Linked DNA regions of Mus musculus: region 1 is linked to region 2. The links are chromatin loops, found by intact Hi-C in ENCODE. Cell type or tissue: heart. All regions are shown on one strand. Each heading gives the region's core, and the rest is flanking DNA. Links, peaks and the distances in the headings are about the cores only.

Evidence for each region. Peaks named below come from ENCODE experiments on the same cell type or tissue, not always from the same donor. Only the 100,000 strongest peaks of a DNase experiment are listed, where the experiment ranks them.
Region 1: a loop joins it to region 2, with 3 times the contacts of the local background. A loop is called at or near these places in 5 of 42 quality-filtered maps.

Annotation. Positions count from the first base shown.
Region 1 is chr2:38,428,583-38,431,492 of GRCm38, reverse strand. No RefSeq gene overlaps it. Among named protein-coding and RNA genes, the nearest start is that of Gm25081, 50 kb to the left of the region's middle. In heart, for the core only: a CTCF peak has its summit at 1,361 (motif pointing left); a DNase peak (open chromatin) is centred at 1,382.
Region 2 is chr2:38,738,446-38,741,355 of GRCm38, reverse strand. Nr6a1 (nuclear receptor subfamily 6, group A, member 1) reads left to right here. Exons shown (of 11, transcript NM_010264.4): 7 at 749-976; 8 at 2,215-2,469. Among named protein-coding and RNA genes, the nearest start is that of Nr5a1, 25 kb to the right of the region's middle. In heart, for the core only: a CTCF peak has its summit at 1,698 (motif pointing right); no DNase peak of the experiment used is centred there; H3K27me3 peaks cover 469 bases.

The DNA of each region.
Region 1 (2,910 bases), core at 155-2,654, 310 kb after region 2:
TGCCTATTACAGACCAGGAGGACTGTCCAAGTCATGGTGACATTTATAGTCCTCTGCAGCATTGCCTGGTAGCACTGGAAAGTGGTCCTTGACATCTGACGACTTTGATGACCAAGCAGAGCAGTCTACAGCATCCTTTGACCTTTACAGGAACCCATGATACCCTGTGGCATTCTTTGACATTCCAAAGCATCTTATGACATTCCTCAGCATCCAGCTTCCCTCTGTGCCATTCCAGCTACGGTGTTCGTGACATTCTGTGACAATCTTCATTCCTATCATATGGACTTGTTCTGCTTCCAAGGAGCCCCCATGACATGACTGGAACAGCTATATCTCTACCCAATGCACCCTGAATCTCTCCCACCTGAGGTATATGACGTTTGTGGATAGACATCCTTGAGCTTGGCTATACAGGTTCTTTGGGGGGACTTTGTGGGCCAATTTCTCCAGCAATAGAAATCTCCTATTTCACACCTGAAGAAACCACCCTTTGCCCCTCACTGACACTAAAATAGTTTAAGAATGGTTCCTTCCTTTGGCATGTGTGTGTGTGTGTGTATGTCTCCAAAGCAATAGTTTAAGCATACCAGATATTTAAAATTCTTTGGCCTATGGGAATGGCAATCTTACATAGTTTGACTTAGTATAAAGGAAGTGGGCCCGGAAGTCAGACAGTCCCAGGGACAAACTGTAACCTGTTACCTGTGAACTGGGACACCCTTGCCAGGCCTCCCTTGCTGCAGCCCTAAATGCAGACAGGTATAACTTCATCAAGTCGTGGCAGAGGATACAGTGAGTCAGGGCAGGAGATTTCTCCAGGATGGGGAATAGGGCACAAGAAAGACTTCATGGTCTTCCTCCCCTAGGGCAATTGCTCGAAACAGCTTGGTGAAAAGGAGGAACTGGGTTTGGGTCTCAGGCCCACTCTCTCCTCGATATGGGTCCCTGAGAACAGGATTCTCTTCTGTGGGCCTCAGTTCTCCCATCTATCAAATGGGTAGCAAACAGGTCCTCTAGCTTTGCTAACCTGGACTTCTCGGGCTGGGAGACACAGGAAAGCTTGAGGTTTGGGTGTAAACCATAGTAGGTAAAGCCAGGACACTAGTGAACAGGTTAACACTTCGACCGGTGAGGTCAGGTCAAACCTGACAAAGAGCCACAGTAAAACAGAGTGGCTACGTACAACAGAGTGTAAGGCTCTCTGCCACTGGGTTTCAGGAGAGCAGTACCAAGGTTCTTTAGCCAGAGAGGCAAAGAGACAGGACCTAGTTGTCTGTACCCTTTCAAGTCCCCTGTGGCCCCCAAGTGGCAAGAAGGATTCGAGCCCCTGTAAAAACCTTAAGAGATTTCGCCCCCTAGTGACCAGGATCGGACATTGCAGCTCAGGGCTCCCAGCCCTGGAAGGTGGCCAACTCTGGTCCTGTTAACTTGCCAATTGACCTCTGCAGAGAAAACCCTAAGAAGCAGAGTTTGGGAAGCAGGAGGGATTTGAGGGCTGGAGGTTGTTAAGGATGCTTCATTAATTTCATGGACAAATATTAAGCACCTACTGTGTGCTGGGCAGCATGCTAGTCTTTGGGACCCATTGTTGAATAAGACAGTCACACAGCCCAAGGCTTATTAGCTGGCTGAGGCCCTACTATGTGCCAGGGTTTTAACTCCTGATACTCTTCACAACCACCATGAGAGGTGAAAAATTATAATCTGCATTTTAGGAGGGAAACTGAGGCTTGTGGCTGTTAAAAAGCAGAGCTCCAATTCTGAACTAGATCTAGGTGATTTCAGACTTGAACATCTATCTCATGAGTTCTGTAGTGGAAAGAGCTTGTGGTAGTCATCTCCTCTGGGAAGTGAGGCCAGTGAGGTGCCTGGTGGGTGAAAGGTAAAGGTGTTCTGAGCTCCGTGTCTTCTAACAGCTGAGGACCAGATGCTCTCCGGGAGACAGGACCTGAGATCCGGGATCCTGGCATAACTCTCACTGGCGTGGATTCCTTTGTCTATGCTCGCACCTTTGTTTGCTCTGCTTCCAGGTCAGGCCACATCATGGCCTCCTTAGTCCAGTAACACGGCGCCAGCTCCTGGATAGTGGCAATGGCAGGCCATATCTTGGGTGGGACACCAGGCCCAAACTGGGCTATAGGGTCACCGTGAGCAATGAGCTTGCAGGCAGGACTCTGTGAGTGCTTGTGTGGTTGACAGTGATACTTGATCATTGAGAAGCTCACCATGGGTAGCTGACTTTGTATGTGCTGGGTTGACATGGGGCGGGTCACAGTGAGCAGGGCTGGGTGTGCAGGCTGAGAGTCTGCATAACTCCGACTATGCTGATGACCCTGGGAGAGGAGGCTAATTGTGCAGGTGGCCTTGAAAAGTAAGAGGCCAGAAAATAAATAAATGCCACAGCCCACAGGAGCCTCCCTCCCTCCTAAGGTAACTCAGGTCTCAGGTCCTTCTTTCCTGAGCTCCCTATCAGTCTCTCTCTCTCTCTCTCTCTCTCTCTCTCTCTCTCTCTCTCTCTCTCTGTGTGTGTGTGTGTGTGTCTGTGTGTGTGTGTCTGTGTGTGTGTCTGTGTGTGTGTAGGGATGGACGCAGGGCTTTGCACATATTTTACCAGAGCTCTTTCCATTCAGCTCCGTTCCAGTTTTAAAAGGGAGAATGGTGTCTGGGATTGTAGCTCAGTTGGTAGGGTGCTTTTCCCAGCTTGTCCTGGGTCCGATCCCAAGCACCACATTGGCATATTGGCTCATGCCTGTAATCCCAGACTCCAAAGGGTAGAGGCAAGAGGATCAGAAGTTCAATGTCAAAGGGAGGCAGAAAGATTGTGATTGCTGAAGGACAGAGGCAAGCTCTGTGAAATATCATCTTTTGGATATTATGTGGCAGATAGGGTCACACAGGAGCTGTGGC
Region 2 (2,910 bases), core at 236-2,735:
GTAATTTTTTACTGTTAATTGGGAACATGGTTGGGTTTCTCCAAAGGAGAGGAAGTGGGAAACAATCTTCTTCAGAGGCAACTAGAGCTTTTTATTCCATTCAGTTGTATCCCTCTTTTCTTTTTAATAGTTTAATAGGGACTTAGGGGCCTCAGGGTACATGCCATGCTAGATACTAGTTTAGGATTTTAGACTAATTAAGTCCACTTAGCCTGTCTTATGCTGTTGTTTTCCTAACAGTAAAATAACAATAAAAGCACACATTTTTATCATCATAGATTACTAGTATATACTAAAAACACTTCAAAGCTGGGCCTTGTGATGAAGATCTACTGTCCGAGCTATCAAGGTGGCTGAGGCTCATGGGCTTCAGAGTGAATTCAAGGTTAACCCTTCAACTTAGTGAGACCCTGTCTCAAAATATGTTAAAAGAGGGCTAGGATATAGCACAGTAGCAAAGCACCTGCCTAGCATTAGCAAGGTGCTAGGTGTGACATCAGTACAAAAACTTCATCCAATCCATAACTACTTAGTCCTATTCTGCTGGCCACATTGGTGAGCCCACACAGAATCCTTGTCTTGTGGGTGGAATTTAATAGCATAGACATGTATGTAACCTTTAATTCCTTCCCATTCCTTGATGATTCACAGACTTCATGACCAGAGAACAACTTATCTCCAAGTTATTTTCTTTGAGCACGTATTCAACCTGCAATGGCTTTTCCTGATGTGAAGTTTTTCTCTCCAGTAGGTCTGTGGAACTAAATGGATTCATGGCATTCAGGGATCAGTACATGGGGATGTCAGTGCCTCCACATTATCAATACATACCACACCTTTTTAGCTATTCTGGCCACTCACCACTTTTGCCCCCACAAGCTCGAAGCCTGGACCCTCAGTCCTACAGTCTGATTCATCAGCTGATGTCAGCCGAAGACCTGGAGCCATTGGGCACACCTATGTTGATTGAAGATGGGTGAGTTAATTCTGTCCTGTTTGGCCCATTACAGTTCCAAAATGTCCCTACCACGCATCGGTTGTATCCCAGCTTTGTCCTTCATGTTTCCTTAATCATATTTTCTCAGAGAATTCAGGTTACTTTTCAGTTCCTGTGAAATTGGGATAGCAGGGCCTATTTTCTCATTGGGTCTAGATAAACCAAGCCCTGGAATGTTTGCTCATGTGCCTTCTAGCACAAAATTAGGCTCTGTATCAGGCCTCGGGTTTTTAAATCATTCAAGCCCTAACTGGTTCTGACCTGTCAAACAGGTCAAACATGACCTAGCCAATAAGCCCTTGAGTAACCAATGGCACATGACTGACAGCCTCTGGTGTAGGCCTGAATATGTGGAAGAGATCTTAGTCTGCATTTAGTTCTACTTGAGTGTTGTGTAGTTAGCCATCTGGGCCACCCGTTGCTGTACCCAGTACTTCTTAGGTAGAAAACAAGTGTTGCTAGAATCTTAATCTAACGCCTCCAGAGGGTATCCTGAGATCCTAAGATAGGCTCCAGTTTCAGAAGAGGAGACTTAAATACCTACAGAAAGGGTCTCACAAAGCTTTTACGTTAGTGTATAAGGAAGAGGATGACGAGGGGACATGGACCTTGAGAAGAATGAAAATGAGGCTCAGAGACCCACCTTGGGCTAGAGAAATAGCTGGAAAGGCTGAGCAACTCTGGTTCCTGGACTGTCACCACTAGGGGGCACAGTGAGAACAGGAAAGGCTTCTGAACGCCTCTGTTCTCAGCATCTCCGCTGCCTCTGGCCCTAGGGCGTGTTTTTGGGTTTTGTTTCGTTTTTCCTGCATGTGTAGGTGTTGTTCCTTATACGGGGTATGCTCCAGACCCATCCCATTGAAGTTTACTTTGCCAAAATTAGAACAGGAATGAGTAAGAACTTCTTCTAAGGCCTGAAACAGTCAGAGAGCACCACCATTAAGAGTGATATTCCCTCATAATTCCAGAAGTTTCTAAGCCCCCTTCCCCCTCAGCAGCAGCTTCTCACCAGATCCTCTCATTGTGCCCTCTCCCCTCCCCCACCTCAGCTTTATCCTGGCCTCAACCCTACCCCTTTATAAGAAGTTGAGTGAAAATGGAAATCTGTGGTCAAGGGCAAGAGGCCTACTACCAAGGAATCCTTCTCTTGTCTCTAAAATCTCTCTAGTCTCACTCTCTGGCTGATGGAAATGACTCTGTCCTGTCCCTGCCCCCAGGTATGCTGTGACACAGGCAGAACTGTTTGCTCTGCTTTGCCGCCTGGCCGACGAGTTGCTCTTTAGGCAGATTGCCTGGATCAAGAAGCTGCCTTTCTTCTGCGAGCTCTCAATCAAGGATTACACGTGCCTCTTGAGCTCTACGTGGCAGGAGTTAATCCTGCTCTCCTCCCTCACAGTGTACAGCAAGCAGATCTTTGGGGAGCTGGCTGATGTCACAGCCAAGTACTCACCCTCTGATGAAGAACTCCACAGGTGAGAGCGCTGAACTGGGGAGGCGATCTGGACTAAGCAAGCCCCCATCCTCCTTGTGAGGCAAGGCTGCCTAGCCTCCGAGGAGGAGCATTGAGTCCCGCAGCCCTAAACTGTAACCCTTACCCTGGCACATACTAGCTTTGTGTGGTCAGCCCGTCTCAGGCTCTAAATGGATAGACTAGGTGGAACAGTAAATCCCTCTCCCACAAAGCGAGGATGGCGAGTAAGCGCCATGCAGTCAGACAGGCAGAGTGCTAAGCTGTTGCTTTAAATGTTTATCTAGATTGGTAGGATGGTATATCTGGGAAAAACAAAAATCTAACTTGTAACCTTAAGGGACTTGGGCATTATCTTGGTGTCAACTGAGGCAGCTTTGTATTACTGACTCCCTCTCACAGCTTGTGGTAGCACAGGTGCCTTTGCACTTGTTTAGGATGAGGA